2 separate regions of the Homo sapiens genome follow, and region 1 is linked to region 2. The links are chromatin contacts, found by Hi-C or POLR2A ChIA-PET in ENCODE. All regions are on one chromosome and are shown on one strand. Each heading gives the region's core, a stretch centred on a gene start or an enhancer-like site at or near the end of the contact. The rest is flanking DNA. Distances are from core to core; before and after follow the strand shown.

Region 1 (4,940 bases), core at 1,951-4,450, 83 kb before region 2:
GGCGATTGGGACATCACCAGCCAGAGCACAGGAAGCCACCCTGCCTGCTGGGGAGGAGGGACCCACACAAGCCCCCTCGGCAGTTTGTCCCCCCAGCTTCGGTATGCCTTCAGGGAAAGGTCACAGCTGGGGAGGAAGCGGGGGGACGCCTGTCACCCCTGGCAGGTGGTGAGTTCAGGTGGGGGCTCCCTGCTGCCCCCAGGCCTGGGAGCTTGAAGCCCTCCCGGCATCTGGCATCCGAGCCTCCCGCCCTCCAGGGTGCGCTTCCCTCTCTTGCCGCAGCATACACGAGGGCAGGCAGTGGCCTTGTCACTGTATCTTGCATCAGAGACAAAGGAGGACCCGCTTTAGCCCTGCTGCGGGAAATGGGGGAGGGCCCAGGGCCAGCGCATTGTGCACTGGTTTACTTTAAAATGTACAGATTCTTCTCGTTAAATTCTTGATAGATTTTTTATTATTATTAAAAGTCAGTTTATAATACAAAGAACGAGGCTGTGATCTGCTTCATCTGCGGTGGGTGGCTTGGGGGGTGGGTGCGGCCGGGGGCACTAGGGGATGAGCTCGCGCTTTAAAAGCCTCATGGAGGACAGTGCTGATCTCTGCATCGGGGCCTTGAACCAGCGACCCCGAAGTCAGTGATGTTTTCACTCTGTGCCTCAGTTTCCTCCTTGATAATGGGGCGATGCAGCTTCTCTCGCGGGGTGATTGCTGAGGACGACCCGAGGTTGCACGGATTGCCTGCAACCCAGGTATACAGGAAAATAACAGGCCTTATTTGATATTTCAGCTTTTTTCCCCCCTGGATTCTGAGCTCCCATTTCACTGTGAAGGTAGGAAAAAGTGACTGTTTTCCCAGGAATTCCACACCTCCTCCTGGGTGGCTTACTTGTGCTGAGGGGACAGTGTGGATCCAAGGGGTGCCATAGAATCCTCCTCGCTCCAACCTGCAAGGCCTGTTGGATCCAGGCGGGAGTGGAGTTCAAAATACCCACAACATGGTCGTGCCGGACCCCCAGTCAGCCAGAACTTACGCTGGCCACAAACAGGCCTATTGGGCAGACGTGAAATGCACCAATGAGAATAGAGAGTCTGCGTGCACACCTGGGCCTGGTGGCTGCATCCTAGGCTGTCAGCAGGTTCTCCACCTGCCTGGGCCCAGGTGATCTTTATGAAGCTGCCTGGGTTTGTTTGCATAGTCAGAGAAACCTCATTCCCTGGGCTGCAGACCTGTTCTGCTGTGCCAGCCCTGTGCCCCCTCGTCCTTTTTTTTTTTTTTTGAGACAGGGTCTTTTGCTCTTATCACCCAGGGTAGAGTGCAGTGGCGCGATCATGACTCACTTAAGCTTCGACCTCCTGGGCTCAATTTATCCTCCCACCTCAGCATCCCAAGTAACTGCAACTACAGGCACGTGCCACCACGCCTGGCTAATTTGTTAAATTTTTTGTGGAGACCAGGTTTCAGTATGCTGCCTACCAAGTAGCCTGGACTACAGGCACACACCACCATGCCTGGCTAATTTTTAAAAATTTTTATAGAGACCGGGTTTCGGTATGTTGCGTATGGCCTCTTCTTTATTCCATCTTTTCCCGATTTCCAATCCTTTGGAAAATGCTGAAATCGATGACAGTTTCCTCTGGGTCATGGCCACCCTTGGGACTCCCCTGTACCATGGTGCTGCACCCAGCCCTGCCATTTCACACTCGAGCCCCTTCTCTTTCAGTCTCTTTTCCTTCCAAACTAACCTGTTGCAGATTACATTCTCTGAAGGCCCAGATTGGATCCCTCCCAGAGAGAGATCCTCGCGTCTCTCAGTTACAGGTTTCAAAGGACTCAATACTCTAACAGGCAAGAGGGAATCCTGGTGGGGTTTCAGGCACAGTCATGGATTGATTATTTAGAATTATCTGAGGCCAGTGTTTGGATCCAGGGAAAATCACTTCGAGGGAAGACCTGTTACCTCAATCTATATTTGAGGTCAACAGGGAGGATTGGACGTCTTCCTTCAGGCAGACACGTTTCTAGAAAGCATCGATTTCAGCCTCTCCTCCACCCTGGGGGCCCGCAGAAGGAACATACATTCTCCTGGGGCCGTAGGCAGGAGCAGCTTGGGTTTCCAGCCGGCTCTCTGTGGCCTTGAGCAAGTTGCATACTTTACAGGCTCAGAGCTGTGCTTGCAGAGTTGGGAGGGAGAGCCGGGCCCACCTCCCTCTCCGAGATGTGTTTCTCCAAGTATAAAACTAAGCACGAAGGGCCTCTCAGAGCAAGCGGACATTTTTGCAGGAGACAAGAGGTCTCAAACTGATGGCTCCAGGCTGAAACTTGGAACTAAATGTGGGTTTTTTTTTTTACTTCCTTCCTGATATGGTGTTTTAAAAAAATGAATTATATTTATGAACCAGCAAATTTCATCTCTGAATTCTGATTTTTAGTTTGTCTCGAAAATCAGAAGCTCTGAGCTGGGTGTGGTGGTGCGCACCTGTGGTCCCAGCTACTTGGAGGCAAAGGTGGGAGGATTGCTTGAGACCAGGAGTTCAAGGCTGTCGTGCGCTTTGATCACACCTGTGAATAGCCAACTGCACTCCAGCCTGGGCAACGTAGTGTGGTCCTGCCTCTTAAAAAAAAGATTAAAGAAAAAATCAGAAGCTCTGGTCACACTGGTCCACATTCCCACCTGGCTACATGTCAGCTGGAGCTGAGGAGCGGCTGTCTTCTTGAGGAGGGTGCCAGCTCTCCAGCTCCCCGGAGCCACGTGGTCCGAGCACTCATCCGGCCTGCTCACGCTGACGGCCAGATCCTTAGCTCTGGACTTGCCATGGCGATGTCAGCTCGGGGAGGACCTGGTGACCCGGAGTCACTGTGCCGTCCAATGGAGAATCAAGGGGCAGGCGCAGCCCCGCATTGACGTCTCTCGGAGCCTCTCCTTCTCTGCTCCTCCAGGATGAGGGCAGGGCCCAGGTGGTTGAATTCCTCTGAGCCTCAGTTTTTTCATCTGTCAAAAGGTGCTGACCCAGAGATGGCCCCTTGGCGTGGACTGCAACAGAGGCCACCCAGGAAGTGGAAGGTACGATGGGGTGTGTTGACCGCTTTATGATTTTATCTAAATAACTGTTGGTGTACTTCCTGTCCACCTTCCCCCCAGCAGTAAGAGCAGGAACCACACCCCTTCCATACTGTAGCCCAGGGCCAGACAGTGGTGAATCACGGCTAAATATTAATAGAAGAAAGCAGGGTTAGCACAGTGATCAGAGCGGGGGGCGCAAGCCACACCCATCTGTGGCCAAGCGGGCCCCTCTAACCTCTGTGTCTGCCACGTGGGTTCATTCATGGGGGGCTGGACTAGGACCTTTGAAGTCAGACACCCTCGCCTGCTCCTGAATCTGTCAACACCTGATACTTGCTGAGTGGCCATATCTGAGATTCTCTGTCTTTCTGGGACCCTCAGCTTCCTTCTTTGAGAAATGGAGACTTTACGCCCACCTGGCTGCCTTGCGGGGGTACCAGGAGTCTCCTCCAGGGCCCCAAAGTGGAACTTCCCGGGATAAGTGTAGTGCCCTGTCTGTCCAGCAGGTGGTGCTGGGGACCGCGTAGTGCCCAGAGGCTGCTGTTCCCCGGGCTCCAGCACTCAGACCGAAGGCTGGCTCCTGGGTGCAGGTATTTGGGACAGAGCCAGCCTGGAGGCGGGGCCTGGAATCGTCTGGACAATGGGCACTGGCGCTATCCCTCTCCTGGGCTGGGCTTGCCGTGAATATTTTCTCTTTTTTTCTCTCTTTTTAAAAACTTTTTAAAATTTGTCTCTTTCTTACTTTCGTCCCCCTCATTTTCTTTCTCTCTCTCTAAGCTTTTCTATATTTGTCTTTGTCCCATAACATATGTCTGTGAGCTTGACTCGATTTTTCAATTCTTTCCTTTCGGGGATCTTTCCCTTCTCTCTTTTCTCTTTTTTCCCTTCCTCTCTTCTGATTGGAGGAGAAGGATATGAAAGGCCCTTATGCACTGTAAAGCGGGGTGCTTACGAAGCTTGTGACCAGAAACCCACAGTCACTGGTGCACCTTTGTGGAAGTGACGGCCACTAGATGGCGCTGTGGGCCAGGGCGCCCCGCCTAGCCTTGCGGGCCTCCTGCCCAGAGCTCCTGGGAGGCTCCCACTGCAAGCCTGGAGCTCGGGGTTTGCAGGCAGGGGAGGCCGAAAGCCAAGCCTGAAGCTGCCTCCCTCCGGGCACTGGTAGCGTTCCCTGGAGGGCTGGAGTGGGGCAGGGGTGGTTAGGAGAGGGATGCTAAGGAAATGCCTCCGCTGCCAGCGCCTTCACCAGCTGCACCTCCCATTATTGCAGCCAAAGTTTGCTCACAAGGACAGTGGCTGGATTTGAGCCCAGGCCGTGTGGCTCCAGACCCTGAGCCCGGGGCTCTGTCTGGGGTGTGGCCCAGGGGCAGGTCCTTGGGTGCGTGAGGGTGGCTTGGCTCAGCTCCTCTCCCTGGGTCACTGCAGCGGCCCTGTGCTGTTCTGTTTTCCCATCCCGAAGTCCTGAGGGTCTCAGCAGAGGGGCCCAGGATTCAAGTCCATCCACTCCCAGGGCGGGTCCCTAGCCAGCCTCTGCCCAGCATGTGGGGTGGGTGCTTCCCTGTCCTCCTGCTTCCTGCAATGTTTCCCTTCCAGCACTTTCCAGGCTCCAGTTCCCCATGCTGGGCTGCCCGAGCACCCCCACCCTGCAGCTGGCCCTGCTGCCCTGGCTTCCACCTCCAGATCCTTCTTGCCATGTCCGCTCCAATCAGAGCCAACCCACCCTGTGCCCCTCCCAGTGGCTCTGCTGCCTGCTGGACACATGTCACCGCCACGGGGCTGATGGGTAACGGGAGATGCTCTCAGGTCCTGATTTGTGCTTCGCCAGAGCCCTCCTAGAGCTGTAGGTGATGATGGGCACTTTCCAGACACTGGCAGGGC
Region 2 (5,101 bases), core at 1,162-3,661:
GCCAGCAATTAGGGAAGTAAATGAATAACCTGCTATATTAGTCCATTCTTGCACTGCTGTAGAGAAATACCTGAGACTGGGCAATTTATAAAGACAGGAGGTTTAGTTGGCTCATGCTTCCACAGACTGTACAGGAAGCATGGCAGCATCTGCTTCTGGGGAGGCCTTAGGGGGCTCACAATCATGGCGGAAGGCAAAGGGGGAGCCCGCACTTCACATGGTTGAGCAGGAGAAAGAGAAGGGGGAGTGGGTGCTACACATTTTTAAACAACCGGATTTCACGAGCTCTATCACGAGCAGCACCAAGAGGATGCTGTTAACCCATCCATGAGAAACCGCTCCCATGATCCAGTCGCCTCCCTTCAGGCCTCACCTCCAACATCGGGGATTACAATTCCACGTGAGATTTGGACAGGGACACAGATCCAAACCATGTCACCTGCTAAGCAAGAAGGTAATAATAAAAGCCACCCAAGTAAGCCAGAGTCACAAGATGTTAGGTTCCTGTATTAGGGTTCCCTAGAGGGAAAGAACTGATAGGATTGATGTATATACGAAAGGGAATTTATTAATGAGTATTGACTCACACAATCACAAGGTGAAGTCCCACAATAGGTCATCTGCAAGCTGAGGAGCAAGGAAGCCAGTCCAAGTCCCAAAACCTCAAAAGCAGGGAAGCCGACATTGCAGACTTCGGTCTGTGGCTGAAGGCCCTAGAGCCGTTGGCAAACTCTTGGTGTAAGTCCAAGAGTGCAAAAGCTGAAGAACTTGGAGTCTGATGTTTGAGTGCAGGAAGCATCCAGCGGAAAGATGAAGGCTGGAAGACTCAGCAAGCCTAGTCGGTCCGTGTTCTTCTGCCTGCTTACATTCTAGCTGCACTGGCAGCTGATTAGATGGTACCCAGCCAGATTGAGGGTGGGTCTGCCTTTCCTAGTCCACTGACTCAAATGTTAATCTCCTTTGGCAACACTCTCACAGACACACCCAGAAACAATACTTTGTATCCTTTAATCCAATCAAGTTGACACTCAACCATCCCAGTTCCCTATAGAAAGTAAAAGAGAACATCTTGACCCATGTCCTTGAGTGAGTTGTTTTTCAGGAGCTAGGACCCCACCAGATGGAAAATGCTGACTGTTTTCATGCAGACCTCAGATAAAGGGGAACTGGGACTGAACCTGACCCCCAATTTTGTTCTAAATCTCTTCCTGAGGGGCCTGTAGAGAGTCACACCTATAGGCCAAACCTTAACATTCCTTTCAGCTGACCCTAAGTATTTTAGACAAACCTTGTTTTTTAAATCCATTGCAAATCAAAGAATCTCTGAATCCACCTGTGACCTTCAAGCCCCCAATCCAAAATATCCTGCCTTTTTAAAGGTAGACCAATATGTAACATCCATGTATTGGTTTATGATTTTGCTGGCAACTTCTCCTTTCCTGAAACTTACCCCTGCCTTTAAAAACCCTTCCTTATAAGCCCCTAAGAAGTTTGCATCTCAAGCATCAGCTGCCTGATTCTCCTTGCTGGTGCCCTACCTTAAAGCCTTGTTTCTCTTGCTACAAACCTCAGTGTCAGTGCTTGGCTTTGCTGCACCAGGTGAGCAGACCCAGCTTTGGTTCAGTAACATTGGGAGGGTAATTGTACCTACCTTCTCTGGTTTCTATAAATTGGGAATTGTTCATTTGCTGAACGATGGAAAACCCAACCCCACAGTCTGAGGGGAAAAAAGGATTTATTGGTGCAGATAACTGGAGGGTTCCAGAAAGGGACTGCCTCAGGCATGACTCAGGAAGAAGTGGGGACCAAAGGGAGGAATTTGGTAACAAGGTAAATATTTACCCCAAACCCAAGTTCCAAATAATAGTCTTTGGCTTTTGTGGCATATCCAGGTCAAATGATGGTAACACTGACAAATACGGGCGTAATCTCACACAAGCTCAAGGAAAAAGCAGATTCGTGGAGAGATGAACAGCTGAGGTCAGAACCCCTGTGTTCATGGAATGCAGGACACATCCCCTGTCTGTGTATCTATGGCCTGAGGGTCCTGACTGGCTTACCTGTTCCTGTTATTTTCACAATAAATTTGTTCAGGTCACCAACAATTCCAGCTTGAAAGGACCACAGAATCTCATCATAACCTGGGTGTTTGAATCCCAAATGTAGACTGTCCAAATGTCCATAGCTATCCTCAAGATTTCCGCAGCATGAAGCTGACATTTTTTCCTGCTCCTCCCAGCTCTCGTTTCTGGCCTCTGCTGAGCTCTTAACTCTCCACATTGTTTCTTGTAGCTGCCCGTCTTGTTTCTGCAGGAGTCCATTCATCTTGGGAAAAAAAATAGCCCAGAGAAATCTGAGCTATGTTAGGTATGCAGAAGGTATCAGGTCCAGGGAGACATGAGTATGAAACTTCAGTCACCCCTCTGGCCCCATGCCCAGGAGCAAGAGTTTAAAGGCGTTTTAGTCATGACTAGCTGCCTTCCCGATTATCTTGATGTTCCTGGAGTTTGTGATACAAAGAACAATGTGTAGCCAGTCAATGGTCTGTGTTATTTTAATGCAAATTCTTGGTGAACAACTTAGAAAGTGCCTCTTCTTTTTTCCTTAAAAACCCACTTGTAACTCTGGCTAATTATCTTGCATGTTCAGGGCAAATTGGATCTATGCTTCCGGGTGGTCATCCTCAAGCTTCGAGCTCAAACACTATAGTTAGTCATAATTTCTGAAACTCATTATTTAAGGTTGACACATCCAAGCATGGTGTGGGCTCCTCCTTGTATTTTTTTTTTTTGTTTTTGTTTCCTTAGAGTCAGGGTCTTGCCGTCACCCAGGCTGGAGTGCAGTGGTGCAATCATAGCTTGCTGCAGCCTTGAACTCCTGGGCTCAAGCGATCCTCTCGCTTCAGCCTCCTGAGTAGCTGAGACTACAGGTGTGTGCCACCATGCCCTGCTAATTTTTAAAAAATTTTTTTTGTAGAGACAGATTCTCACTGTGTTGCCCAGACTGGTGTAAACCAAAAAATAAAATTCTGAGGCCCTCAACCAAGTGAATGGATCCCTCCTCTCAGCAAAGGGCATTCCAAAGTAAACCTGGAACGAGAGTGCAGGGCACGATGGGAATGGCTTATGCCTTCCTCTTGTTGGAATTGAGGCACAGCTGACCAGCATTAACATTAAGGCAGAGACCTAAAGGCTGACAAATGACTCTTTGTAGCATTGTGACACATCACAAAATGACAGCAGGTTCTGAAAGAAATCCAAGTATTTTACCCTAAAATATATTAATTGGACCTATTTTGAAATGGCCCTGCAAAGCTGTCTCTGGTGGGAAAAATCTACATTCTGTAGAGAATCTCTTTCCCTTTCCAGGCCTAATTCCTGACCTGGGAGAGAATTAACTAAGAGTCTAAAAAAGAGACCTTTTTAGGCCTGATTAGAGCTCTGAAGGCTGCTCCTGGAGGCTTCATCTGTATGATAAAACCTTGGTCTCCATAACCCCTTATCTTAACCCAGACACTCCCTTCTATTGATTCCAGGACTTTAGGTAATAAGTTAGCACTTTCAACCAATTGCCAATCAGAAAATCTTTGAATCCACCTATGACCTGGAAGCCCCACCCCTCGCACCCTTCGAGTTGTCCCACCTTTCCTGACCAAACCAATATATATCTTACCTGTATTGATTGATGTCTTATGTCTCCCTTAAACATATAAAACCAAGCCATAGCCCAACACCTTGGGCACATGTTCTAGGATCTCCTGGGGCTGTGTCATGAGCCCCTAATATGGTCACTCATATTTGGCTCAGAATAAATCTCTTCAAATATTTTACAGAGTTTCAATCTTTTTGTTGGCACTGGTCTTGAACTCCTGGCCTCAAGCAATCATCCCACCTTGGCCTCTTGAAGCTCTATAGGCATGAGCCACCAGTCCTGGCCTTTCCTTGTTATTAGTCTTCTCAAATTCCATGTTCCTGGCAGCTGTGACGGACAGATTTTACTGGTGACGTTGGAGCAACACAGGTGGGTAATTTTATCTGTGCCCTGGTCCCTTGGCCACTTCTGCCACCTCCAGCATCTGGATGTGTTGCTTAGCAACCCCATCCCTTTCTACCTCCTGCCTTTGACCTCAACTTCACATCCCTACTCAAGTCTGAATAGTTCTTCTCTGGGCAACTCTTATCTCAGCTGGTGATAAATGGATTTTCTCACCTCCTGCCCTGGTAATACTCAAGGTGGCCACTTACTGGCTGTCTACCTTGCGGCAGGCACAGACCTATGCCTTGCACGCAGTATCTCACCAGTCTGCACAAGAGCCTCATGTGGGGCCTGTTCTCCCACTTTACAGATGAGGGAGCCTAGGATCCTCCACGAGAAGGGACTCAATGGTCTATAGGGGAGTTGGGGTTCACCTTGTGCTGTCTCACCCTGGGGTCCAAGCTCCTAACCAGGGTTCCCTATTTACTCAATTTAAATCATTCACCTGCCACTGTCTCCACTTTCCCCAGGATGATCCTTTGCTCCTGGGGTGGCCAAACATTTTCTGGCAAGTGCCAGAGAGTGAATATTTTGGGCTTTGTGGGACACATGGCCTCTGTTGCAAGTGCCCTGCTTTGCTGTCATAATGCCAGGCAGCCATAGCCAGAGACGATTTATACACAGATCAGCACTGCGGTGTCCCAGGAAAACTTGATTTACAAAAATAGGCAGTTGGCCTCAGGGCTGTAGTTTGCTGATCTCTGATAGCTTTCTTTAAATAAACCCATTTTTTTTTCACTAAAAAACTTTTATTTGAAAGAAACACTTAAATCATCCAGAGTAAATGTGAAACCAGCATCTCTTGCTGGGAAGGAAGGTAACTGTAAAAATAAAAACAGTAAACTTAAGCAGAGGTGCCATATTCTGCAGTAAGCCTGGGGGCTTCTCTTTCTTTGTTGGAAAGGATGAAAAGCTGGGCTTGGAGAGGTGGGAGAGGCACATCAGCACCAAATCAAGATGTTTTCTTTGAGGTAATTGGAAGAACCAAGAGAGACTGTATAGGATGTAATGTTACCGAGTGCCATGTTTGGTTTGTGCAAAGATTTCACACTCTGGGATTCGTGAA

Evidence for each region. Hi-C counts contacts between places; a loop is a spot of excess contacts on that map. ChIA-PET counts read pairs that join two places held with the same protein, here RNA polymerase II (POLR2A). Pooled maps may share reads with other maps.
Region 1: a map of PC-9 shows a loop between it and region 2 (5-fold over the local background). The contact joins two enhancer-like sites. A Hi-C loop is called at or near these places in 4 of 168 maps with a recorded cell type or tissue (Caco-2, Calu3, PC-9 and 1 more), 2 of 37 single-sample maps with no recorded cell type and 4 of 50 pooled maps. POLR2A ChIA-PET finds 5 or more read pairs at or near these places in 1 of 52 experiments (PC-9).

The regions. Positions count from the first base shown.
Region 1 is chr20:48,619,796-48,624,735 of GRCh38, reverse strand. PREX1 (phosphatidylinositol-3,4,5-trisphosphate dependent Rac exchange factor 1) reads left to right here. Exons shown (of 40, transcript NM_020820.4): 40 at 1-484. Among named protein-coding and RNA genes, the nearest start is that of PREX1, 210 kb to the left of the region's middle. RefSeq lists enhancers at 3,693-3,752, 4,575-4,940 and a silencer at 4,053-4,182. Within about 2 kb of position 3,200, at least 9 of the 41 ENCODE cell types and tissues checked have a DNase peak (open chromatin) inside an H3K27ac peak, as active enhancers do; they include PC-9, where a contact is called at or near this core.
Region 2 is chr20:48,535,906-48,541,006 of GRCh38, reverse strand. The region is part of intron 2 of LOC105372646 (a long non-coding RNA gene); the gene reads left to right. Among named protein-coding and RNA genes, the nearest start is that of LINC00494, 180 kb to the right of the region's middle. Within about 2 kb of position 2,411, at least 2 of the 41 ENCODE cell types and tissues checked have a DNase peak (open chromatin) inside an H3K27ac peak, as active enhancers do; they include PC-9, where a contact is called at or near this core.